5 separate regions of the Mus musculus genome follow, and regions 1, 3, 4 and 5 are each linked to region 2. A link is a loop called in an ENCODE intact Hi-C map of the cell type or tissue named here. Cell type or tissue: heart. All regions are shown on one strand.

What was found. Peaks named below come from ENCODE experiments on the same cell type or tissue, not always from the same donor. Only the 100,000 strongest peaks of a DNase experiment are listed, where the experiment ranks them.
Region 1: a loop joins it to region 2, with 8 times the contacts of the local background. A loop is called at or near these places in 8 of 42 quality-filtered maps.
Region 3: a loop joins it to region 2, with 11 times the contacts of the local background. A loop is called at or near these places in 12 of 42 quality-filtered maps.
Region 4: it touches region 2 in a loop (4-fold over the local background); 26 of 42 quality-filtered maps call a loop at or near these places.
Region 5: a loop joins it to region 2, with 2.4 times the contacts of the local background. A loop is called at or near these places in 6 of 42 quality-filtered maps.

The regions. Positions count from the first base shown.
Region 1 is chr14:54,575,534-54,580,533 of GRCm38, forward strand. Ajuba (ajuba LIM protein) reads right to left here and starts at 2,128. Exons shown (of 8, transcript NM_010590.5): 1 at 699-2,128. The coding sequence starts at 1,731. In heart, a CTCF peak has its summit at 2,830; DNase peaks (open chromatin) are centred at 308, 1,318, 2,058, 4,298 and 1 weaker place; H3K4me3 peaks cover 3,289 bases; H3K27ac peaks cover 3,432 bases.
Region 2 is chr14:54,225,205-54,230,204 of GRCm38, forward strand. No RefSeq gene overlaps it. Among named protein-coding and RNA genes, the nearest start is that of Dad1, 26 kb to the right of the region's middle. In heart, a CTCF peak has its summit at 2,895 (motif pointing right); DNase peaks (open chromatin) are centred at 117, 1,967, 2,387 and 3,017; H3K4me3 peaks cover 2,100 bases; H3K27ac peaks cover 3,492 bases.
Region 3 is chr14:54,491,506-54,496,505 of GRCm38, forward strand. It overlaps Gm41153 (a long non-coding RNA gene), which reads right to left and starts at 1,408. Exons shown (of 3, transcript XR_874629.1): 1 at 1,342-1,408; 2 at 1,070-1,229; 3 at 808-831. In heart, a CTCF peak has its summit at 2,919 (motif pointing left); no DNase peak of the experiment used is centred here.
Region 4 is chr14:54,410,411-54,415,410 of GRCm38, forward strand. It overlaps a transcript of Slc7a7 not described here. Among named protein-coding and RNA genes, the nearest start is that of Slc7a7, 2.7 kb to the left of the region's middle. In heart, a CTCF peak has its summit at 2,536; DNase peaks (open chromatin) are centred at 2,611 and 3,511; H3K4me3 peaks cover 828 bases; H3K27ac peaks cover 1,500 bases.
Region 5 is chr14:54,358,161-54,363,160 of GRCm38, forward strand. Oxa1l (oxidase assembly 1-like) reads left to right here and starts at 2,681. Exons shown (of 10, transcript NM_026936.3): 1 at 2,681-2,757; 2 at 3,162-3,308. The coding sequence starts at 2,695. In heart, a CTCF peak has its summit at 3,047; a DNase peak (open chromatin) is centred at 2,761; H3K4me3 peaks cover 1,753 bases; H3K27ac peaks cover 1,573 bases.

The DNA.
Region 1 (5,000 bases), 350 kb after region 2:
GTGAAAACAGGCGGATAGGTACTGGCCTATTTTAAAAGGCCACCAGCACACACCTCACCATCAGGACTGGGGCGGGACCGGGCAGGACTTGAATCCTTGCTTTCCTATCAGGCTTCCCTATCAGGCTCCATTTCCCCGACAGCAGGCAAGACTGCGCGGGAGCTAGCAAACATCCCCCAACGCAAGCACACGCTCCCCACCCCTCCGCCTGGCGGGCGTCGCCCACGGCACCTGGAGCGCCAGGGCAGGAGTCGGCACGCACGCGGCCGCCCGCCCCGCCCCCCGCGCATTCCCCGAATTCCTACGGGTGGAGCAAGGAGCGGGTGGGGGCGCGGCACGCCGGAGCTTGCAGGAGCCCAGCCGCGAGGGGGGCGCGAGAGGATGCTCTCCTGGCCCCGCAGCGCCTCCTCCTCCTTCCGAGGCCTCCTACTGCGACAGGCCGTCGTGCCACGATGCTTGAGAAAAATGGGACTCCCGAGAAAAATCAAGAGTTGAATTTGTCAGGGATCATCAGCCTGGTTCCATTAGAAACCTGGCTGGACTGAGCAAGTGCTCTAGGGTCCGCCCTTTTCCATATTAGAAAAATCTGGGGTCTCCACCTGCAACTCCCGGCCCCAGCAATTTGTGCTGTCGGGGCGATGGGTAACCGCACACATTGACCGGTCTCTCGGTTCCCTAGCTTCTTCTTTCCTACTTACCAAAGTAATCTTCTCTGGCCTCTGGCTCCCGTATCCGTGATCGGGAGGCCTCTGGAACGAAGGGACCAGGAGACTCCTCCAGACCCGACGGCTCAATCCCCGAGGGTTCCCCGCGAGCACCCGCTTCTCGCCCACCGGTAGCCACGGTCAAACGCAGCAATGCTGTTAGCTCGTCCTGGTAACGGGCCCCCGCGGCGCAGTCCCCGTAGCCTGTAACCGAGTGTCGTCCGGGTTGCGCCCCACGTCTCTCCAAAGGACCCGCTGTTCCCACCACGGCTCCGGTTAGAGCTCCGGGGCTGCCCAGGGCCGGGGGGTACGAGTGACGGCTCTCCTGGCAGCCGAATCCCACGGACCGATGGGCACATAGTCGGTCCAGGGCAGCGTGGAGCTCCGGGTAGGCGGACGGAGCCCCTCCAGGGTAGCCCGCAGGAGCAGTGGTCAGCGGGAGGCCGAATAGGCACGGCCCCGCGGGCAGCGGGCTCCCGTGGCGCTGGTCGTAGCCCATGCTGATGCCGCTGGTCCGATTGCTGCACGGCCGGCTACCTCCGGCTCCGCTGGCCCCGGCTCCGTCCAGCAGCAGGCTGCCCCGGGGGCTAGATGGCTTGCTCGCATCGCTGGCCGAGCTACTGGCGAAGCTGGAGCGAGGGCTAAGGGCTGGAGCCGTGGTCTCCAGCCGAAAATCAGGAGGCGACGACAGAGGCAGAGGCAGGGCTCGAGTGGGCGGCGGCCCCCCGGGAAAGGACCCTTCGAAGCGCTGCGCTTCAAAGGAGCCGCGTGCGTTCCGCTCGGCGTCCAGGGGCCCTTGCTCCCTGGCCGGTTCCAAAGGTTCATCTCCAGGCCCCCCATTCGCTCCACGGTGTCCTGACTTCCTAGGTCCCCCCAACCCGCTTAAGCGTCCCTTGCCTGCTCCGGGGGTCCCATCAGACCCAGACCGGCTCGCTTCGCCCTTTCTGCGGCCGAACTTGGCGCTGCCGGAGTCCGAGAGTCTCAACTTTTCTAGCAGACGACTGGCTTTCTCCCCTAACCGTTCCATGCCCACGGATCTGGGGCCTGCAGCCCCCTCCTCGCCCGGCACGCTGCAGTGTTTCGGCCAGAGGCCGGGCTCGAGTTCCCCGGGGCTCGGATTCCTGGGATGCAAGTCACTCACGGGGGCTCAGCGAGCGGCCCAGGTGCCGGGTGCCCGCGATCCCGAAGCATGCCCCAGCGAGAGGGTCCGCGCGCGGCTGGCAGGGCCCACGGTAGCGGCTGTCCTCCGCAGGTCTGTCCACGCGTCCGCTCGCGCCACCGCCCGCCGGCCCGGCCCGCCCCCCTGGCTCTCACTTGCACGGACCCAACTTCTCCAAACTTTTGTCTGCCTGGCCGGATCTACTTTCCGGGAAGGGCGGAGCGCGGTGTGCACCCCGGGTTGAGGTGTCCGCGCAAGGATTTCCTGGGCATCACAAGCAGGGAACTGTGGAAGCTGCCTCCGAGGTGGAGAGCTGCAGACAGGACGTAAAAGGTCAAGGGGCAGATTGGGCAGCTGCGTCCACAAAATTCAAGAGTTTAGACTGGGGGAGGGGGAGTGAAAAGGAACTCTTTGTTTACAGTTGGAATGCGCGGAGGGGCACTGTGGAATGTATCCATCAACGTTGGGAAGAAAAGGGCTTGTTCTACAGAAATATCGTGATACTGTTCCTAGAGTGAGGACTGCGGGGGAGACGGTGAGAGATGTCACAGAAGTGATAAGACAGGGGGCCAACCGTAAGAGGAAGATGAAAGGTGGATATGTAGGAGGTCCAGAGACCCGTGTGTAAAGATAGCTCTGAGAGGCAAGGAGGCGCAGGCAAGAAGTGTGGGAGCTGCAAGACCAACGAATGCATAAAGCAGGGAAAGGACAAGTTGGTCCGGAGACTTGAGAGACAAACAGATAAGCTGCAATAAAAAAAGCACTTTCTAGCCCCATGATTCTCTGATGGTGGAGTGGGAGGATACGAGGTTTATGTGCTTATATGAAAAGAAGCGAGGAAAATAACAGGCTGATCCCTGTCGCTAGAGGGACAAGAGGAAGATTTAGTGTGTACATAAAAACACGGAGAAAGGTTTTGGACTAAGGCAACCCTAAGGGCAATAGAGCGAGACACGGGAAGAGACACCCCCTGGTGTTGAGAAGTGAAACTTTTAGCGAGCATTTTAGGTGGCTAGAGATCAAAAAGTGTGATTTTTTCAGGCAAGGTTACACTCTCCCAACTCCGACCCTCTCATGGCTTCCTCATAAGAGGCTGATGGCAGAGTGGACAGCCATTCTTAAGGGGAGTGGACTAGATAAATGTTGAGGGTGGAAAGGGGTAAGACGTAATAATGACCAATGATCAAGGAAAGACACGCTTGACTAAAACCAGAACCAGGCAGCTTTTGTTTTCTATCCAAAAATAACACCTCAGATGGTGAGAGATAGGAAATGGTGGGAAATTACTTTCTTTCCACCCACCCCCAAACGGGGTGGGGGTGGGGGTGGGGGTGGGGTTCCTCTGGGTAGTCCTGGCTGTCCTGGAACTCACTCTGTAGACCAGACTGGCCTATAACTCAGAGACCTGCCTGCCTCTGCCTCTCACGTGCTGGAATTAAAGGTCTGGGCCACCACATCTGGCTTCCTTTTTGTATTTAGGGTCTATGAAAATGACACGCACACAACTCATGCATATTATTTTCATTTGTATATTTTGAGAATCTTTTATAATTTTATATCCCTAGGGAGTGGGGAGGAGAAGGCAGGCATTGCGTACCTATTCACAGCACTGAGAAGTCTGAAGCCAGGAGAACAGATGGTTTGAGGTCGGTCTGGGTTATGTAGTGAGTTCTAGGACAGCCTGTGCTACATAAACCTTTCTCTCAAAACAAAAAGGCCAGGGATTCTGACACTGCAATTAACCCAGGCACTCAGGGAGGCACAGGCAAGATGATCTGTGAGTTCAGTGTCAGTCAGGGCTACGGGGCGTCCCCAAACCACACCAAAAGGACAAGGAAACTGACCTCTTTGTCTAAGTTGTATTTTAACTCAGAATTGATTTCTCTAGATAGCCAGTCTGTCCCTGGTCAAGACTACAGCTTTTCTCTGATCTCTAAATTTTCCTCTGAGGCTAAAAACATCAGTAACGAAGTAACCTGTCAGGTTGCAACCCATTGTGGGCAGCTTTTTCACAACTAGCATGAGGGTCCTGCCCAACCCCCACCCCTACCCCCTGATGCAAGGATGATTGAGGGTCTTCCAGGGATGTCTGAGGTCTCAGCACACCTCTAATATTTAGAAGTTTTGACTTTGGGGGTGAAGAGGAAAGTGACCCTGTTATTTAGTTTTTTGAGATGGGGTCTCTCTGTGTTATCCTAGAATGGTATGTAGAGCAGGCTGGCCCTGAATTCAGAGATTCTCCTGTCTCTGTCTCGCAAGTGCTGATTAAAGCTGTGTACCACCACCCTAGATGAAAGAGAAGAGGAAAACGTAAGAAAAGTTTTGAAGCTCCTAAAAAGGCCTACCCAAAGTCTGGCTTGGCTACAGTGGGCATAGCTGGGACGAACAGCTGGGGTAATAGGAAGCAGAAACTTCCTGTTAGAGGACAAAGAGGCGCCCTGATGGAGCACGCCCCACCCAGTAGGCTCATGCCCTCAGGGGAAGTCCAGCCTGGGGCTGGAGCTCCAGAAGCAGCCCTCTTTTATTTATTTTTGATCATATTTATATTTGTTTGTGTGTATCTGTGTGTGTGTGTGTATGAGTGTGTGAGCACGTGCACGTGCACTTATGCAAGCACACCCCTTGATGCTCATGTGGAAGCCAGAGGACCACTTACATTTCTCTTGCTACCATGAAGGTCTTTGGGTTGTCATGCTTGCCAGCAGAGCCACTAAGTCACCATGCCCTTTGTTTTGATACAGAATTTGACTGTTGTGAGAGCTGTCCTCAAAATCAAATCCTCCTGCCTCTGCCTCCTGAATGCTAGAGCTTCGGGCACATGCTACCAGGCCTGACTTTAGCAAGCCTTCTTCATCACCAAAAACTGTAATAATACTCTATATACACAGCTGGCTTCTTTTTTGTTTTGGTTTGTTTTTGTTTGTTTTGGTTTTGGGGTTTTTGGTCTTTTGAGACATGGTTTCTCTGTGTAGCCCTAGCTGTCCTGGAACTTGCTCTGTAGACCAGGCTGGCCTGGAATCCAGAAATCTGCCTACCTCTGCCTCCTGAGTGCTGGGATTAAAGGTGTGTGCCAGCCACCACTGACCAGCTGACATATCTGACTTCTTCTTCTTTTTTTTTTTTTAAACCCCCAGCAT
Region 2 (5,000 bases):
ATGTTCCCTCTCCCGGCCACCCCTGATTAGAGTGACCGCAGAACCCCGTCATTTCTAAACTGCCTCATCTCTAGCCCACAATGAAGCCTTCTGAGACCAGTGACGGGGACGGCCTCAGGAAACACCACCATGACAGGGCCACCCTCACACACACACAGGGGAGGAGGGGCGAAGAGCCTCAATCCCACGCCCCTCCTCGAGTGTCTGACACGATGCCAAAGACTACCACTGGGGATTTCTTTTAATTAAACCATTCTCTTCCCTGTATTAGATGAAAGTGCCCATGGGAAGGTTAGTGCAGCAAGCCTTTATCAACCATTAAGAACTTAGGGCAAATTAGTTTGTCTTTTTTTTTTTTTCCTTGCTCCTAAAGTGGTAATTCACTTTGTTCTATTAAAAAAAAAAAAAAAAAATCCAGGCAAAGAAAGCGTGGGTGGCTGAGGAGATGCCGGGCTCCTAAAAACTGGCTGCCATAATGCAGAGGCTGAAGGGGGACCTTGTGGGAATGGAACAGAGTAAGAAGCCTAGAAGGCAGTATAGGAATCAAAGACAGACCTCCTCACTAAACGTGAAAGAGGCCCAGCCTCGGTTGAACCATGCTAGCCCAGTGTCCCCAGAGAGCAACATCCAGAGGTCACAAGAACCCTAACGTCACCTGAGGACCAGAGTGAGGTGACGTGGCAGGGATTTGAAGGGCCTCCCACAGCGGTGAAGTGAATATAGATAGCTTCCAGCCCCAACTCAAGCGAGGCCGGGACAAGGCAGACAGGAGGCCACTGATAGATCAAAGTCAACTTCATCGCCATCCAATCAGAACAAGAACTTTCTCCCACAGCTGAGGCTAAATCTCCACAGGAGCTGAACAAGTGTGGGGAACAGGCAGAGACTCTTCGACGTCGGACTCTGGGTCTCTCACTGCTTAGTCTGGAAGAGGCTACTGAGGAAACCTGAAGACATGACAATGGTCACAAGGCTGCCACTGCTCCCAGACCAGTCTGGACCAACTCCCGAAGAGAAGGCACCCATAGCCCAGCAAACTCCTTGCCAGGGCCAGCTGTAAAATGGGTATCTCTAGAGTCTAGATAAATGCCCTTACTCCCTAAGGGGTTTTCTGCAGGCCAGCTCTGAAGGCAGAAAAAAAAACGGACCCTTCACGTTCCAAGGCTAGAACTGTGGAAAGTGTTCTGCAACGTTGTCCGGTGCAGCTGGAGTCACAGTTCAGTCCAGAAACAGGCAGGCTGGACAGGTGTGTGCTCTGACCACTCAGGCCACCCCCTGAGGCTTCAAGGGTTTAGTTTTGTCTCATTTTTGTTTGGGGTATACCATAAAATCCAACTCCCAAAGCTCATGTCTAATATCAAATCTAATAGTGTTTTATTACCAGGTGACATGTTGGCAAGGGACTATAGATGACCCTTCGGATAGGAGGAATACCTTGCTCACCAGTAGCTCCTCCATACCTAGTGCAGTACCTTGCACCCAACAGATACCAACAGATGACATCATGACGGTCAACACAGTCACTGGGAGGGACCTGAGCTGGAGAGGGAACGTAGTGGCGTTAACAGAGGCCAGGTGAGCCACTGTCTCGGTTTTGCAAGGAATAGAGTAGCTTGGCAAAAACTATTAGAATAATCAGAGCTTGAGTGGTGCGCCCTTGAAGAGTTCAGACTCACATTAGCTTCATGACTGTTGACTGAATCCTGCAGGACAGTTACCAGGAAACACTGGCTTCTAAAAGTCTAAAGACTCTGGTCCTACATGAGAACCAGCATCCAGGGCCAAAGGTCACTTAATGTCCATTTCAGTTTCCCCAGTGACCCACACAAACCCACTGAAACCTAGTTCCTCGAGCAACATGTGGGAAGAAGGGCTTCCGGTTTACAAAGCAGGAAGTCTATATCCAGCCCACCCCGCCCTGGACAAGATTGAAGTCTGGGTCCCCGAGGGATATTTCCCAGAGGTGAGTGTGAGAGACCTGTCAAATACTGTAACTCTTGCATGTACTGGCTACGGGTGGGGGTGGGGTGGGGTGGGGGGCAGTCTGAAGGATCGCCAGCCCTGCTTTGGGTAAAAGCCACATGGGTAACACAGCTGTCTCCTTTCATACAGACACACAAGGCATAGGATTTCCTCCAAGAATCACACAGACAGCTGCACCCTGAAATGGGTAAGCTGGTCAGATAGTGAATCAATAGCCAGAAGTAGAACAGGAAATGGAAAAAGTTTCCCACTTCCCTCCAGGTGTTTGGGTCTGAACAGCCTCCCACTTCCATGACGTCACGGCTGCTGACATGGGCAAACAGGTCCCCCTTTGAAGCTCTCCCGCAGAAGCCACATCCTCTGGAAAGAGGAGTTAAAAATACAGAGTTAGAGATAAGATCTCTCCGGGCCACGTGCCCAGAAGAGGTAGGCTGGGCCGTTACACCGCAGCCCAACCACAGGTGCAGAAAAGAAGGCCACGGAGAGCACATTGGGTGGGGCTTGCAGGTCTTGGTGGTAACACCCATTCACAGCAGCCGGCTGGGGAGGCACTGCGGCTCCACTCCCAAGAAGTCCCCCTCCCCTGACCTCTATTGCCCTCAAATTAGACAAGTCTATATACTTAGTTCAAGGGAGAAAGTCTATGTCCAGTCCAGCTTGTGCTGGACAGGTTGTGAAAGAGGCAGCTGCCTACACACACAGCTAAGGCTCGTTCCCCAACAGATACCTTCCACAAGAAGCCCCATTCGCTCTCATTTCCACTCCAGGAGGAAATTTAAGTGTCAAGAGATAACCCTAGTGGACATCTGTCTCTCAGGGTCCTAGGAAGTCGCAGAACCTGAAACCTGAAAAACTTTCGTCTTGGGAGTCCCACTCTGTTGTAGTGTCTTAAGGTAGCCACACGGGGGCAGCAGTACTCCACCAAAAGGCTTTCTCCCTCGGCGTGTTTATTCGGGATAAAGAAAATCCCTGCATCCTACGGAAAAACTCTTTCCAAAGGAAAATAAAATGACAAGTGGCTTCTGTTTCACAGGGTCCTGCCCTGTGCCAGTCACTGGACTCCAGACTTGTGTGATCCTCTCTGCCTGCAAAGAGTCTAGGGTCAGGCCTTCAGGCAGCAGGGGGCACTGCCTACCCAGGTTTAGGAGACCTAGCTACAAGAGAAACCCAGAAAGAAACTACCCTGTTGGAAGCCAGGAGATGGAATATGGGGCCCGGCAGGCCCAGGATCCATGACTTCACTCTGTAGCCTGTAAACCCGCAGCCTCAGTTCTCCTCTTTGTACCAACATTCTCTCAGGTAGTTTAGAAACGAAGGCTTTCTTCCAGCGGGATACCTGTTAAAGGGCAGACACTGTGTCAGGTTTCAGGGACTCTGACTCCATACAACTAAAGTTTAAGAAATGGCCAAAGGGGTCGCCCATAACAGGTACTCACATGCTAGGTGTCTCTAGGGAGAAAGGACTGATGGGAAAGGAGAACAAGGGTTTGGAATTCGGGGCGGTTGATCTGAACCTGGATGATGGGCACATCGGGGTAGATGCCTGTCAAAATGCATCCAGCTGGAAAGCCTGGGTTTGCTGCACCTCAGTGTGTGTAAATTAAACTCAAGATTGCCTAAAGTCAAGGCACAGACAGTCCGGGCACTGTGTGAGCATGGGAGACAGACGTAATGGCTGTAATTTTATGGCCTCTGTTAATATCTTCCTGGCAGTCCTCAGGCAGGCAGGGGTCAGGCAAAGCAGGGTCTGTAAGCTTCAGTGTCCTTCGTGGCACATTTAACTTTCCCCTGTCTCTCTCCATTTTCCATTATTCACACGGAGACCGGAATGCATGCCCACCTTCTCTCCCTGTTGTCTGAGGAGATAATGGTATGCTAATGCTTCGCGAACCGAAATCCCCAGGCAGACACAAAGCAGTGGGATGGCAGCACGAGCGAAAGGATGGACCATAATCCTGCGCGCTTGCTCGGATGCACCCATGCTGCGATAAAAGCAGCCTGCTGCGTGAGGATGCCGGCGCTCACATAGGCTTGGGGCCCGCCAGGTCCCCCGCTCAGCAGCGGTCCCCCACCTCGCCCGTGACTGTGGCCCCAGTAGCTTCTATCACGCACATCTGTTACTCCTTCCATGACTTCCAGCTTTTGCAAGGTCACAGTTTTTTCAGGACCACAGGACCCCACGGTATCCCATGGCCCCCCTGATGCTTCTCACTGTATCACCTGTGAGGAGACACATTTTTTTCCCTCCTCTCTGGCACCCCAGGGGCTTCCCTGATTGTAGGATTCCTTGAGCCAGTAGTAGCAGGATACAATCGCTCCAGGCACCTCCCCTCAAGGCAGGTTTTCTGAGAAGCATTCCTCCTCCAGCCAGTGTGTCCTACAATATCCTAGGGTGTGTTTGTCCTGGAAATGTGAGCATACCACCCTTCCAGAGTCCACAGGGCTGGGCAGTGGTGGCGCACGCCTTTAATCCCAGTACTTGGGAGGCAGAGGCAGTCTGATTTCTGAGTTCAAGGCCAGCCTAGTCTACAGAGTGAGTTCCAGGACAGCCAGGGCTACACAGAAAAACCCTGTCTCCAAAATAAATAAATAAACAGAAATAAACAAAAACAAAAAGAGAGGCCACAGGATTCCAGTTTTGAAGCCCTCCTGAAATCCACTTTGAAACCATCCAGTTCCTTCCATTCTCTGAAACATCCACATTAAATTTATCAACCAAGGAAAAATAAAGAAAACACCAGATGGAAGAAGCACAGACAGACGTAAGATGGGACTGGCAGAACTTGAGAGTGAAGTGGATCAAATAACATGGTTTAGGTTGTGGGAGCAACTGGTCTGTTTCATGGTCAGTCTGGGCAGGAAATACCCAAGGTAAACCTAAAAGACTGTGGTCAACAAAACTGCAAGACGCGATTTTTTTTTTTTTTTTTTTTTTTTGGTTTTTCGAGACAGGGTTTCTCTGTGTAGCCCTGGCTGTCCTGGAACTCACTCTGTAGACCAGACTGGCCTTGAACTCA
Region 3 (5,000 bases), 270 kb after region 2:
AGACTCAAAACAAACACAGCAAACTGCAAGCCAGATGTGGCAAACAACTGTAACCTCAGCCTTTGGGAAACTAGCGCATGCCAGTGGCCACAGATTTAAGGCCAGCCTGAGCTACACAGTCTATGCAAGCTAGGGCTACAGTGTGGGATCCTGTCTACACACACACACACACACACACACACACACACACACACACACACACACACACAGAAGAAACCTGGCCTGGTGAACCATCCTGTAATCCCAGAACTCAAGAGATGACTCAGCAATTAAGCTCACTTGCTGCTCTTGCAAAGGACCTAGGTTTGGTTCCCAACACCTGCATGGTGATTTACAATCATATTTAACCCCAGTCCCAGGGACTCAAATGCCCCCCTCCTTCTGACCTCTTCTGTCAGGCTCACTCATGGTCCACAGACAAACATGTAGGCAAATGCTCATACACATAAAATAAAAATAAAATAAAAATTACGTGAAAGACTGAAGCAGGGCTGGGTACTATGAGTTTGAGGCCAGCCAAGCTACATAACAAAACAATGTCTCAAACAAAAGAACATAGTTATTTAAAGATTTAGCACATGTGTGTGCAAGTGTGTGTGGTATGTGTGCGTGTTTGAATGTTACCTGTGTGGATACCATAGGAAACCAAAGAAGGGCATCAGATCCCTTGGAACTGGAGTTAGTAGCACTTGTAAGCTACAAAACATGGTGCTAGGTATCAAACTCCCCAGCTCAGGAACACAGCAAACCAAAGGAAGGTCTTGTCTTAGAAGAGACATAAGCATACAGTAGGAGACGTCTTTGATTAGGTTTTGCGGTCACCTTTCACTCCTAGAAAGAGAGAACATTAGCTGAAAAATTGAGTGGACCAGACTGGCCTCTAGTTACATGTCTGTGGAGCATTGTCTCAATTGCTAATTTATGTAGGAGCCCAGCCCACTGTAGGCGGGGTCATCCCTAGGCAAGTGGGCCTGGGCTGTCTAAGAAAGGAGGAAGCCCAGCCCACTGTAGGCGGGGTCATCCCTAGGCAAGTGGGCCTGGGCTGTCTAAGAAAGGAGGCTGAACAAACCTGGGGAAGCAATCCGGGAAGGAAGCGGTCCCTCCGTGGTTTCTGTTTCAAGTGCCCACCTTGGATCCCCTCAATGGTGGAGGACATCACTGATGAAATCAAGCCGTTCCTCCCCAACTTGTTTTTGCCTAGTGTTTAGTCAAAACGACAGGAAGCCAACCTACAACAGAGCCCAAGTCAAGCGAGAAGCCTATTTAGAACCGAGGGTTAGTTGGATAATGCTAGCTGTTCCAGGAAAGGATCTGGGTCAGAGTCTCACTGAATCCTCCTACCTGTACTCAGGTGGGAGAACTGGAGGGAGGTTTCTTCTATCTTAGCCCGGACAGGGACTCTTCATTGCCAGCTTCTCTCTACTCTAACCGCCCCCTACGGAGGGATGAGTAACAGCGCTGAGTCACACACAGTGGCACCAGCTGTTATGTACTAGACATTGCCACCTTATATGGGGTAAAAGTACCGCAAAAGTTGTCTTAGATGTTTCCTTACACCCGTGTTGTCTTTCTCTCCAGTGAAGTAAGAACAGAGTAAGAGGCCGGGCAGTGGTGGCGCACGCCTTTAATCCCAGACTTGGGGGCCAGAGGCAGGCAGATCTCTGAGTTTAAGGCCAGCCTGGTTTATGGAGTGAGTTCTAGGATAGCCAGGGCTTCTCAGACAAACCCCTGTGTTGAAAACAAACAAACCAAAAAAAAAAAAAAAAAAAAAAAAAAAACAAACAAACAAGAAGAATAGAGTAAAAAAAGACTGATGTAGAAGACCCAGTGTTCAGAAAGGGGATGGTTGGGGAAAGTCGGGGGTGGGACTATTGAGGAAATCAAACAGAAATAGGGGCCCATCTGAAAAGGGAAGGGAAACTGTCTGTGAGTATAACAGTTAAGAAGAGTCTAAGCCAACTGTGAGGTCCGGTTCGCAGCCTCAGAATGACTAACAAAAAATAGTCCCCGCACCACTCAAGATACATTAGCAGCCAAATCGATAACTATAGGGGACTGGGCCATAGCCAGCAGCTCCTACCTAAAAATAGAATATCATTCTTTTGTTCCCTTCCCATAGGCCCAAAGAATAAAGTAAGATAGGCTTGAGGGATGGAAGGGCTGGGGCAGGGAGAGCTCTGGACACGAGTTAGGACCTAGCCAAGTCCTAGTCCAGTGGCTGCCTGTGTCGCCAGCCAACCTCTAGTACTTTAGTGTAGAAAGTAAATCTGGAGGCTAACATCCCACAAAACCATCACCCCACCTAGAAGGCTGAGAGCTGACAAATTAAAACCTAAGGGCAATTATCCATATTTTTAGCATGATAAAGTCTTAGCATTCTGTTGCCATAGTGATCAGTAAAGAATGGAGGATCTCCACAGAACCCTGCCCCTGAATTCAGGTCCTCTCCTTTAGGTTGGCTCCTAGGCCTGGAGCCACACTCTGGCATAGCATAACCCCTGCTGTGCCAAGCAAGCAGAGGACGGTGCCCCTCAACAGACCTACTCTTGGAATACTTGACTCTCTGGAATTCACTGGTCTTAAATCTGTTATCCCAGGTAAAACTATATAAAGCAAGGGGTAAGAGCTGGTTAGTAAACAGTTGTAGGGGGCTGGAAAGATAACTAAGAGATTAAAGGTACTGCTCACCCAGAGGGACACACACACACACACACACACCTTTTTTAAAAGAGAAAAGGTTGTAGACATCAAGTATGAAGAGCCCTGTGGTACAATGCCCATGCCATTTTTGGATACTGAACTGGGATTCCCATAATCCCATAGGTCAGAGGCAGAGCCTAAAGGCAGACTGGGTGTAAACTCAGAGGCCTCTCTGGACCACAGAACGCCAGATGGCAGTGCTGTCACAGCGCCATCTGGTGGAAAGAGGAGGTTTGTCCTTAGGCACTGAGGAAGTCAAAGTGGCCAGAAGGTTCAGAGATAGCTAAGATAATGGAGGGAGTCAGGTGATTGAGAATGTAACCCAGATACCTATGGGAACCCTCACGTTGGTGTGAGACACTTGCCCACTTTACTCCTGAAGGCTAAGCACAACAAAGAGGATGAAATGCATATTACCAAATTTCAGACCCCTATACCATCAAGGTTTGGGCTCAGAAGTCAACAGCAGATAGCTGCCCCAACTAAGGCCACACACTGGTAGACAACAACCATCTCAACAGGAACTTGCCTTTTGTAGAAGTTTATGTCTGTGTCTTAGTCAGAGTTTCTATTCCTGCACAGACATCATGACCAAGAAGCAAGTTGGGGAGGAAAGGGTTTATTCAGCTTACACTTCCACATTGCTGTTCATCACCAAAGGAAGTCAGGACTGGAACTCAAGCAGGTCAGGAAGCAGGAGCTGATGCAGAGGCCATGGAGGGATGTTACTTACTGGCTTATTTCCCCTGGCTTGCTCAGCCTGCTCTCTTATAGAACCTAGGACTACCAGCCCAGAGATGGCACCACCCACAAGGGGCCTTTCCCCCTTGATCACTAATTGAGAAAATTCCCTACAGCTGGATCTCATGGAGGCATTTCCTCAACTGAAGGTTCTTTCTCTGTGATAATTCCATCTGTGTCAAGTTGACACAAAACTAGCCAGTACAGTATGTATGTATGTATGCATGCATGTATGTATACATATGTATATATATGCATATAATGTGTGTATGTATGTATGCAGATAACCAGTATAAAATCCATTGAGAAGAGCTCACAGAAAGGAGCAGTTTTAACTGTGAGGATCACACAGGGGACGCACACAGCAAGTAATGGAGAGCAGTCCTACTCTGTCCTCTGACTCAAGGTCAAACAGAGAGCTGGTGGAGAAGCACAAGTACTCATAGGAAGGGTGATGGCATCCCACCTTCCACCAAGCTCTGGAAAGTTCCCTAAGGCATCCCAAATGCCTGACAGAAGAGACAGTTCCCACACCTCCTAGCAAGAAGCTGAGCCTACATCATGTTTCTCAATACGTCTATGGTGTTTGTCCGGCAGAGAAAGCTTGGATGCACCCGCATGTTCCAGTGTCCTTTGTATTTGGATGCCCTACAGGTTCTTCTTGGGAACTTATAGGATAAAGGTTAATTTCTTACACTATTGCTCATGGTTTTACCAATGGGGGAAGAATGGAGAACTCACTAGAGTGTTGGAGAAGGGCAATGACGACTTTGAAGATGCACAGATACACGTAGAGGGACAAACGTGTCCAGTGTCGGTATGGATCTCATGCTCCTTTCATGGACACTTCGTTTAGCAGAGTCCGTTCCCAGAGGGTCACAGCAGAAGCTCTTCTTGGTGACTAAAAATGGTCCCATGGGACTGGGAGAGATGGCTCAGCAACTAAAACCACAGACTTCTCCAAAGAACCTGGGTTCAATTTTCAGCACCACATGGCAGCTTACAACCATGTGTAACTCCAGTCCCCAGAGATCCAAGGCCCCTCTATGGCCTCTGTGGGTACTGCACACACATAGCATACAGACATGTATACAGGCAAATGCCTATATGCATAAAATTAAAATAAACCTAGACACTAAATACATAAAAGTGGCCCCAGTTCTTCAGAGTTCCATCCTTGCCTCGAGAATAGCACAAGAATGGAAGAAAAGGCAGAAAACACTAAGAAAAGGCCCTGGTGAAACCCTATGGGACCTTAGAAGGTAGCATACTGTGCTCATTTTACCTGTGTACCAACACTAGTCTGTCCCCATTGTCTCCCTATCATGCTTTTCAAATGTGTCTATCTGAGTGTGTGCCAGCTGTGTGTGGTACCCACAGAGATCAGAAAAGGGCATTGAATTCTTAGAGCCAGAGTTACAGGCAGTTGTGAGCCACCTAACATGGGTACTGGGAACTGAACTCGGGTCTTCTGGAAGAGACTCAAGCTCTCTTAACCACTGAACCATCTCTTGAGCCCCGAAATACACCAATTCTATAAAGCTAGAGCAGAGAGGGTA
Region 4 (5,000 bases), 190 kb after region 2:
AATCTCCTTTGTCAGCTCTGCCCCGGGACAGGAGGCCCAGAGGAAGGGACAGCTAACTAACTGGGTGTGCTCTCTGAAACCCCAGAGAGTCTAATAAGTTACCAAGTACAGAGCACTGGTGGCACAGACCTCTCCCCATGTGTCCTCCCTCCATGGCCCACCCAAACTTCACTTCTCTCTCTCACCCGAAACAAGAAAGGCAGGAAGGTTAGAGAATGGGACGCATTGTTCACAGGCTGAGATTGGCGGAAGTATGGGAGTGGTTCAGACGCCCCATGTGGCGCTCTAAGTGAGATCGCTGTACACTTCCCCATGCAGAGAAAGGGGTGGCTGCCTCTAAACCGGGGCATCACCCCCAAAGTCTGACCCTCGAGCGATTTCAAAAGAAATATGGTTCAGAAATGAGATCAAACTTCTAGATCCAACTCCATTCCACCATTATGCTCTTTCATTCTTAGGGAAACACACTACAACCTCTGGAGCGCCCAAAACTTCCTATGTAGGTCTCAGTACAAGCTTTCCTCCATTTCTTAAAAATATATGGAGGCCCAGACGTGAATGGCTCATACCTGTAATCCCACATCCAGAAGGTTGAGACAGGAGGGTCCTATTTGGTTAAGGCCAGACTAGAGACCCCATGTCAAAGGTGGGGGAGGGGGAGAGGGGCTGCCAAGATGAAGCCCATGATGGAAGGAGAAAATTTCCTACTGTTCTACGAGCGTGCGCGCACTACAATAAAAAAATTAGCTGAGCACCGTGGTACACACCTTTAAACCCAGCACTCTGGGGGCAAAGGCAGGGAGCTCTCTGAGTTCAAAGATCAAGGACAGCCTGGTCTACAGAGTGAGTTCTAGGGCAGCAAGGGCTATGAGGAGAAACTCTGCCTCAAAAGAAAAAAAAAACAAGCTAACATAATAATAATAATGTGTGTGTGTATGTGTGTGTGTGTGTGTGTGTGTGTGTGTGTGTGTGTATGGAAAGTTGGAGTATAGCTCAATGGTAGAGCGCTTACCTACCCCCAAGGCACAAAAATAGTGTGGAAATAAGGTTTCACTGAACTATGTTAGACAGGCCCAGAATAAACAGAAAAAGTTCTACAATTTGAAATCACAGTTTATTCTACCTTTATAATCGACTTTAACTCTGGTATACTGAGCCTTTTTTGGCAGCTTACCTGTTCTGAAACCCAACTGTGTATCCCTTCTTCTTCTACCTCTTCTTCACTCTTTGGTTATTCTACAGAAATAGTCAGAGACAGTTCATCTCTATGCTCACTCACCCTCCCAGCCCAGCCCCTTGATGTTCTTAGCTAAACCGAGATGGGATGCTGGGCTTAGGCCTCCCAAAAACTGTGCTTTGAGGATGGAGAGATGGCTCAGCAGTTGAGAGCACTTTCTGTTCTTGAGAAGACCCGAGCACCACACCCAGCACCCACATGGCAGCTCACAACTCCAGTTTCAGGAGATTTGATGCCCTCTTCTGGACTCCATAGCTACTAATACATACACGGTACATAAACACATGCAGGCAAAACACCCATACACATAAAAATGAATTTTTAAAAAAATTTTAAAGATTGCATTTCTCACAAGGCAGCCCTACATACATCTGAGATCCGTCTTGAAGACACTGCCCTTTCCTCCCAGCCTCCCCTGAAACACGTCCATGATGGTAGTGCTAACACTGCCTGAGTCCTTGTCCAGGCCAGACACCCCACTGTGCATTTCAATGCATTAGCTCGATGGAAAGTATGCAGCCAGGAAGCAGGTACCACACACTCTGCAGGGTGCCAAGTGGAGAGGAGGCAGGCAGTGAAGATCACACAGCTGTGCTGTCTCCTCAGCTTCCAGCTCTCTGGCCCGTCATTGTCTCTGGTCACCAGACCATCCCTTTAGACAGGAAGCCACCCCAGGTGGCTCCCTAATGAGTTACCTACCTAGGGCGGACTAAGATTAGATTGGAAAGCAATCTGCAGTCTTTAGGGGGACAGCCTGGGTGGAATCACTGTCACTGCCTTCCGGCTGCACCTCCCATTGTCATTTGGGGTGAAAAAGAGAAGTGACGCCCGGGCATGGTGGAGCACACCTTTAACCCCAGCACTTGGGAGGCAGAGGCTGGTGGATTTTTGAGTTCGAGACCAGCCTGGTCTACAAAGTGAGCTCCAGGGCTACACAGAGAAATCCTGTCTCGAAAAACCAAAAAAAAAAAAAACAAAAAAAAGAGAGAGAGAGAGAGAGAGAGAGAGAGAAGTGACAATGTCTACCCAGAGTACTGTGACTTCTATTGAAGACACAGAAACACACATCAAGACACCTGCCCTTTTAGGATCAAAATGCCCTTGCCGTCAGTGGAGTACAGACTCAAATGTGAATCCCTGGAAAGAATAAGGGAGAAAAGGATGTGAGGGTCCAGGAGGTTGAGCTCATGATTGATAACAAACAAACAAACAAATATACAACAAAAACCAGTGAAGTCCTTAAGGAATTGAAGGATGGATGGAACCCACACCCCAGCAAACAGCATGCCCTAGTGGTCTCTCCAGGAAGTACAACAAATGGAATCCTCTTTCCAGCTGCCAGTAAGGCCTCTGCAACCAGGCAAGACAGGCTGCCTGCCATTCATGGAAGTGCCCCCTCTTTCCTCAACCACTGCCTAGCACCAAAGGCAAGAAGACACCCCTTTTGGCTCTCACTGTAACGCTTCCACCACTCTAGAGGAACTCAGCCAGGGCAGATTTTACAGATGCTGACACACTGCTTGTCGTTTTCCCTTTCTTTTGCTGTGCTCATCGCTAAGGACATCATGGCTATTCCAGAAAAGAATACACTCATCCTAGAGCCTAAAGAAGTTCCCAGTCCAGGCCTTCCAGGGAGCAGGCAGCAGAACACCAGGCACGGAGGGCCTGGCAGAGCAGCTAGCCAGTGCTGAACTACCATGCTTCATGCTTCAACAGCACCACCAGAAATGCCCTTCCTCCGGGAACCTACACACAGCTCGGAGTCTAGACTCCTCTGCCAAGCTCAGTGAGCTACTGCGAGAACACCCTCTCTCCCCTGAGAGACCCCAAGCCTTGCCTTCCGCTCTTTAACTGGTCTGCATTGCCTCCCTTAACAACAGAAACAAAACAGATACATGCTAGTGTAGTTGGATTCCTCACCAGGCCTCCATAGCTCCATAGCCCCTCCCTCTCCAGTTCTCCATTTGTTTTTCTATATTCCACTATAGCTCAAACCGTTCCTTAAAAAAAAAAAAAAGTGAATTAAAAAAAGAAAACTGTTTACTGCTCTGACCAGAGCTTCCATTAACTACAGCTGAAGTCTCCGGACAGAGAGCTCTACCTAGACAGTGCCAGGGATAGGGGCCAAGAAATAAGGTTCTTCTTCCTCTCTCTCTTTGGCCAATTTTCAGGTACTCCATCCTCCCCCTGCGCTCCCTACACTTCCACTGCCCTTGCTTCCCCTCCTCTTACCTGTCCGGGAGACCTCTGGGCAAGTGCAGGGAGGAGGGGGCTAGCAGCACACTGGGGTGAGGGGTGGTAGTTAGAGAATGGGGGTGTGACTTCAGCAGCTGTTGACACGGAGGAGCAGAAAAGGCAGAGGGTGCCTGGGACCGAAATGGAAAACAGGAAAACACATGTGTGACTCTGGCCGGCGGTGGGGAGGGGCCAGAGGACGAGCCGGAGCTGAGACTGCCTGGTCAGACAGGGAGGTCCTCAGAGCCTGCTGCCACCCGGGCATCTCCTCTGCCGGGCTCCTCCTCCCCACCTCAGCCCAGAGCCTTCCTTGTGGCCCTAGCTTGCTGAGTAGTTAAGTGCAAAGGAAAGCGCCCTCCCGAGCCTCTCCTCCACTCTGTGTCCTAAAACTCTCCAACCTGCCTTCTGGGCTTATTTATGCCTTTGATCTCAAGATCCCGCCAGTGAAACTCAGCAGTCCTAGCTCAACAGCTTGTGCCATTTCAGCATCTAAAACAAACCAAGGAGGCCAACGAACACCAACAAAGGCCACCTGTGGGTACAGACAAGTTTGGACTCAGATATCAGCGAGCGCGAGGTCCCAGCTCAGATCTCTAATTGGCTGAGGAGTTGTCAACAACGGGTCTGAGTTACTAGGTAAAAACCAACTAGGCCTGTGCCACCCTGGGCACATTCCTAAAGTTGGCAGCTTTTCAAACCACTGTTATTTAAATATCTGTTAAATGTTTACTTTGCAGAAACAGAGAAAATGTGACCCTGGACTGAAAACGAGGAGAGGTCTGGGGAGATATTTCTGCAGGAAAAACAGCTTGCCTTCAAAACCTGACAAGCTCATCTAAGCCCCGAAACCCACAGAGGACAGAGAAAAAAAGCCACTCCCAAAAGTTGTCCTCTGGCCACACGTGGTATGCAGGGTTTACCCCTCTATTCCCTGCAGTCAGGTCTCTGTGAGCTCCTGTGAGTTTGAACCCAGACTGGCCTACATCGTGAGTTCTAGGACAGACAGGGATACATAGAGAAACTTTGTCTCAAAAAAAATTTTTTTTTCAAAGTTGTCCTCTAGTCTCTACACATGCACTGTGGATACACACACACACACACACTAATAAAAAAAGTGTTTACGGGGCTGGAGAGATGATTCGGGGGTTAAGAACACTGGCTGCTCTTTCAGAGGACTTACATTCAATTCCCAGCATCCACATGGCAGCTCACAACTGTCTGTAACTCCTGTTCCAGGAGATCTGACACCCTCACACAGACATACATGCAGGCAAAACATAAAATAAATAAAAAATAAATAAAATAAAACTTTTAAAGTTTAAACTAGACGAACCTCTTTATATTCAGAATCAAAAATATCATTTCTTGGTAGGCATATTAAACCACTGAAAATGTAGACCATACAAATATGTGTCCAGGGGAGTGGCACTTCACAGCACAAGAAGTATTTGCACAGTTCAGGTGTGACTGTGGCCTTCGGGCAGCCAGCTGTTCCATAAATTACTCCAGATAAGGACTCAAGAATTCA
Region 5 (5,000 bases), 130 kb after region 2:
TAGGCAAACACTTTACCCTCTGAGCTGCATCCCCTGTGTCTTCAATCTAAGTCTCTCGGATTTTGTTTCTGGCTCTCATAGTTTCTTTCTTTCTTTATTTTTTTCCCCAACCTTTAAACCCTGACACCTGGCACTGCAGCATTCTTTTCTGCTAATTCATCATCTCTGTTGTTTCTGGGTGGCTTGTGTTCTGTTGTTTCTGGGTGGCTTGTGTTCTGTTGTTTCTGGGTGGCTTGTGTTCTGTTGTTTCTGGGTGGCTTGTTTTCTGTTGTTTCTGGGTAAACTGTGTTCTGTTGTTTCTGGGTGGCTTGTTTTACTTTTCTCTGCTCCTACTAATATTTCAGATTTTTTCCCCATTTTGTTTTGTTTTTGTTTTTCCAGACAGAGTTTCTCTGTGTAACCTTGACTGTCCTGGAACTCACTCTGTATACCAGGCTGGCCTTGAACTCACAGAGATCTTCCTGCCTCTGCCTCTGTAGTGCTGGGATTGAAGGTGTATGTCACCACTACCTGGCTGATATTTCATATTTTTAAAAATCATTTATTTTTATTTTATGTGTATGAGTGTTTGCCCTCATGTATGTCTGTGCACTATGTGGAGTGCCTGATACCCGATGAACTAGCAGAGAGCATCAAATCTCTTGGATTTGGAAATAGAGACTGTTTTGAGCCCACTGTATGAGTGTGAGGAATCACACTCAGGTTAACTGAACCATCTCTCCAGCCCTGATTTTTTTTTTTTAGCTCTGTTCATTTTTTATTGAACATCATGCTTATTAAATTTTATCAGATATTAAATAATGTGACTATTACATTGTTGAAATTGTTAGCGTGTATTGTCTTCCTTAAAGTAATATTTAATTTTGCCTAAACAAAAAAGATAAAATTTTCCAAGATTTTTGTTTGATTTTTGCTTTGCTTGTTTGTTGAGACAGACTTTCTTTATGCAGTCCTTGCTGTCCTAGAACTCACTGTGTAGACCAGGCTGGTCTCAAACTCACAGAAAGACATCTGTCTCTGCCTTTTGAATGCTGATATTAAAGGCCTGTTCCCACCACATCTGACAATAGATGATAGATAGATAGATAGATAGATAGATAGATAGATAGATAGATAGATAGATAGATAGACAGACAGACATTTAGGCATGCATATATGAGTGTTGTGCTTGCTTATATGTATTTGTACCACACACTTGCCTAGTATCCATAGAGACAGACAAAGGTGTCAGAACTCTTGGAACTGGAGGTGTATGTGGTTGTGAGCTGCTATGTACATACATAAGAATATGTGCACGCACACACACACACACACACACACACTCTCTCTCTCTCTCTCTCTCTCTCTCTCTCTCTCTCTCTCTCTCCAAAATAAAAGTCGCAAATTTCGGGGTTGGATATGGCTCAGCGGTTAAGACTATTTGCTGCACCATGGTGAATACCAGAGTTCAGATCCCAACACTTATGCAACAAACACCTCTAACTCCATCCCTCTTCTGGCCTCCGAGAATGTACACTCATACAACACACGACATCTATGAAATAAATAAGTTTTTATTCCTCCAAAGTATCTAGTAGCATATGAAGAAGTATATGTGATCAACCCCCTCCTTCCTGAGCAGTAATTTATTTTTCACATTACTTTTTTTTTTTAAGATAAGGTCTCCATTTTTAACCCTGGCTGGCCTTGAACTCACCACTTACCTGAGTCAGCTTCCTCTTCAGTGCTGGGATCACAGGCGTGCAGCACCATACCCACCTTATTTCAATTTATGCTTTAGGGAAGCTTTTAGTTTCAAAAAATACACAACAAAATCTACAAATAGATAGTAACAATCTTGAGACAACAGATCCAAGACATCAAGTTCAACTTTCATCTTTAGTTTCCTCGGTTATTTCCCGGAAACTGCCTTCCCTATAGCTTTGTCAGATTCCAGGCTACTTTCAAATTTCATTGGATCTGTAATTACAATATTACCTTGCAGTAAGAAAAAACCCACGCCAAGCACAGATGTAAAAGCTATTGTTTTCGCCTTTCTGGTTTGCCTGTTTGTGGGGTTAATTCTAGTTTGAGATTTTGTTTATTCATTATCTTCTTGTGACAGGCAGGGTCTCTCTGCAGTCCTGGCTAGCCTTAAACACAATAGGTAACCAAGATTCACCTCGAATTTTAGGCAATCCTCCTGCCTCCGCCTCCCAAATGCTGGGATTATAGATTTGAGGCACTATTCCAAGAGTAAAGGCCATTTTTAATCCAAGAATTATTTTAACCCAGGGAACAATTACAGTTTGGGAAATGGAAGGGAAAACAGGAAATATGCTATGTTTACACTGCCACTTAACAGCGCATCCTGTCTCTTAGTTTCTTTTCTTTTTTTTTTTTTTTTTTTTTTTTTTTTTTGATTTTCGAGACAGGGTTTCTCTGTATAGTCCTGGCTGTTGTCCTGGAACTCACTTTGTAGACCAAGCTGGCCTCGAACTCAGAAATCCGCCTGCCTCTGTCTCTTAGTTTCAATCTCTGCGGAATCTTGACTTTTTTAAACCACTTCAAATACCATCGCCTGTCTTCATTCTCCCTCACTACCTGATCTGTGACGTCAGGTCTGACTGCCTGCCCATTTCCAAAATGGCCTCCCCCGCAGCGTCAAAGTTCTGAGTGCGCGTGCGCGAGAGTAAGTTCCCTCTTCCCGGCAAGATGGCGAGGAATTTAGTGTGCGGTCGCTGGCAGCTTCTGCGACTCCTACGACCCCAGCGTTCGGTAAGGTTCCGTCCAAAGCGCGGGGATGCTGCCTTGTCCTTGTCACCTGAGCTGAGGTCACGAGCAGATGCTGACCTGGTCACTGCGACCTGCGAGTCATGACCTCCGGTCGCGTGAGGGCACCACCGGGTTACGTCCCGGGGTTGGTGGCCTGGTTTCTCTGTAGCTGTTTGGAAACTGCCTGCGACCCTGAGCCGTGACCTCTGGGCCCCGTCCCCGGGCTTCGGTAACAGGATGCGGGAGACCCTAACCGGAGCTGCACCCTGCACGCTCCAGTGCATGGCTTCGGGGCCTGTAGTCTGTGCGAGCAGAGTTGCAGCGCCCCACTGCTGCAACCGCAGGCTGTCTGCGGGAGAGGCGGGTCGGCTGGGACTCAAGGCCTTCCCTTCCTTTCACATGGTCAGTACCATAGCGTCGCAGTGTCCCTGAGACCGCTGGCCGCCGAGCTCCTCGCAGCCCGCCGGGGTAACGGGCGGCCACCCTGTGCTCTTCTCGCCGTCTTCACTCCTCGCTGCATCAGTACATCTGCCACCCTCTTTGCAGAAGCCCAGGTAAGAGGTTCCCGCTGAGGAAAGGAGCACGACTTCTTGGCCCCTTTCTTTTGGTTCTGTGTTGTTTTGTTTGTTTTGTTTTGCGGGAGACAGTGAATGTGTAGCAGAGTTCTCACACTCCTCCTAAGTTCCTCCTAATATTAACCTGTTTGGAGTAGAAGTAGATTCTCATCTCAGGCAACTCAGTGAGGAAATGCCTAAAAGTGCTGAGAAATTTGTAGGGCAGGCAAAATGACCCTGCTGTACAAAAGCTCTTGCTATTGCAACCCTGGTAAACCGAGTGCCAACCCTGGAACCCAAGTAAAGGTGGAGCAGGTTGTGGCACAATCCTAGTAACCCCAGCACTTGGGAGGCAGAGATGGATAGATCTCTGAATTCAAAACCAGCCTGGTCAACATAGAGCTGTGTAGTGTGACCTTGTCTCAAAAATGAAAAAAAATAAATAAATAAATAATGAAGGAAGAAGGCGCCACACAAAGTTCATCTCTGACTTCCACACATGCTGTGGCATGCATGCCTACATACATCACACACACAAGATAAAAAAAAATTAAGCCTGGCGGTTGGTGGCGCACGCCTTTAGTCCCAGCACTTGAGAGGCAGAGGCAGGTGGATTTCTGAGTTCGAGGCCAGCCTGGTCTACAAAGTGAGTTCCAGGACAGCCAGGGCTACACAGAGAAACCCTGTCTCTAAAAACAAAAAACAAAACAACAAAAAAATTAAATTTGCCTGGCATGGTGGCGCACGCCTTTAATCCCAGCATTTAGGAGGCAGAAGCAGGCAGATTTCTGAGTTCGAGGCCAGCCTGGTCTAAAAAGTGAGTTCCAGGACAGCCAGGGCTATGCAGAGAAACCCTGTCTCGAAAAACCAAAATAAATAAATAAATAAATAAATTTAACTAATTAATTAAATTTTGTATTATATTCAAGACACTACCAGAGGAGTGGTGGTAAGCCAATAAAGTGAAATGTGATTGTGAGTTTGTGTGTTTGTGATCTGTGTGATTCTTTGAATACTGTTTCTTAGAAGCCTGTGTAGGATTTTTCTCAGAGAGATTTATCATATTGTGTTATGAGTGTGTGTGTGTGTGTGACGGTGTGCATGTGTACATGAGTGCCCATTAGAGAGCCTGAGGCTGGAGTTACCAGTGGCTGTATGCTGCTCTACAAGGGTGCTAACGACGGAAAATGGATCCTCTGCTGGAGCTCTTAGCCCCTGAGCCATGTCTTGGGATGTAGTCAGTAACAGAGCTCTTGGTTAGCATGTACAAGGCCAACCTGAACTACAGAGCAATCAAGATCCTGCCTCCAAAACTAACCTTCCCACCCACCCACTACCATTTAAAAAAAAAAAAAAAGAAGGAAGGAAGGAAGAAAGAAAGAAAGATTGGGAAAAAAAATTGAATTAAAGAGAATTTTGGGCTGAGGGCCAGCTCAGTCAGTGGTCTGTGTTCTTGCCAGATGTGTGTGAGGCCCTGAGTTCAATTTCTAGCACAGAACAAAAGGATTCCAAGTACTGTTGATTTGGAATATGGGAAGGGCAATGACCATGATGCTCACTCAGATGACTGAAGTCTGGGAACCGTGATGTGGGAAGCAAGTTCCCTGCCTGAAGGGAAGCCATGAGACACTCTCTTAAGTTATCCTGCTAGAGGCAAAAAATATTGTCCTTTGAAGGCAGGGTTGTATGGAC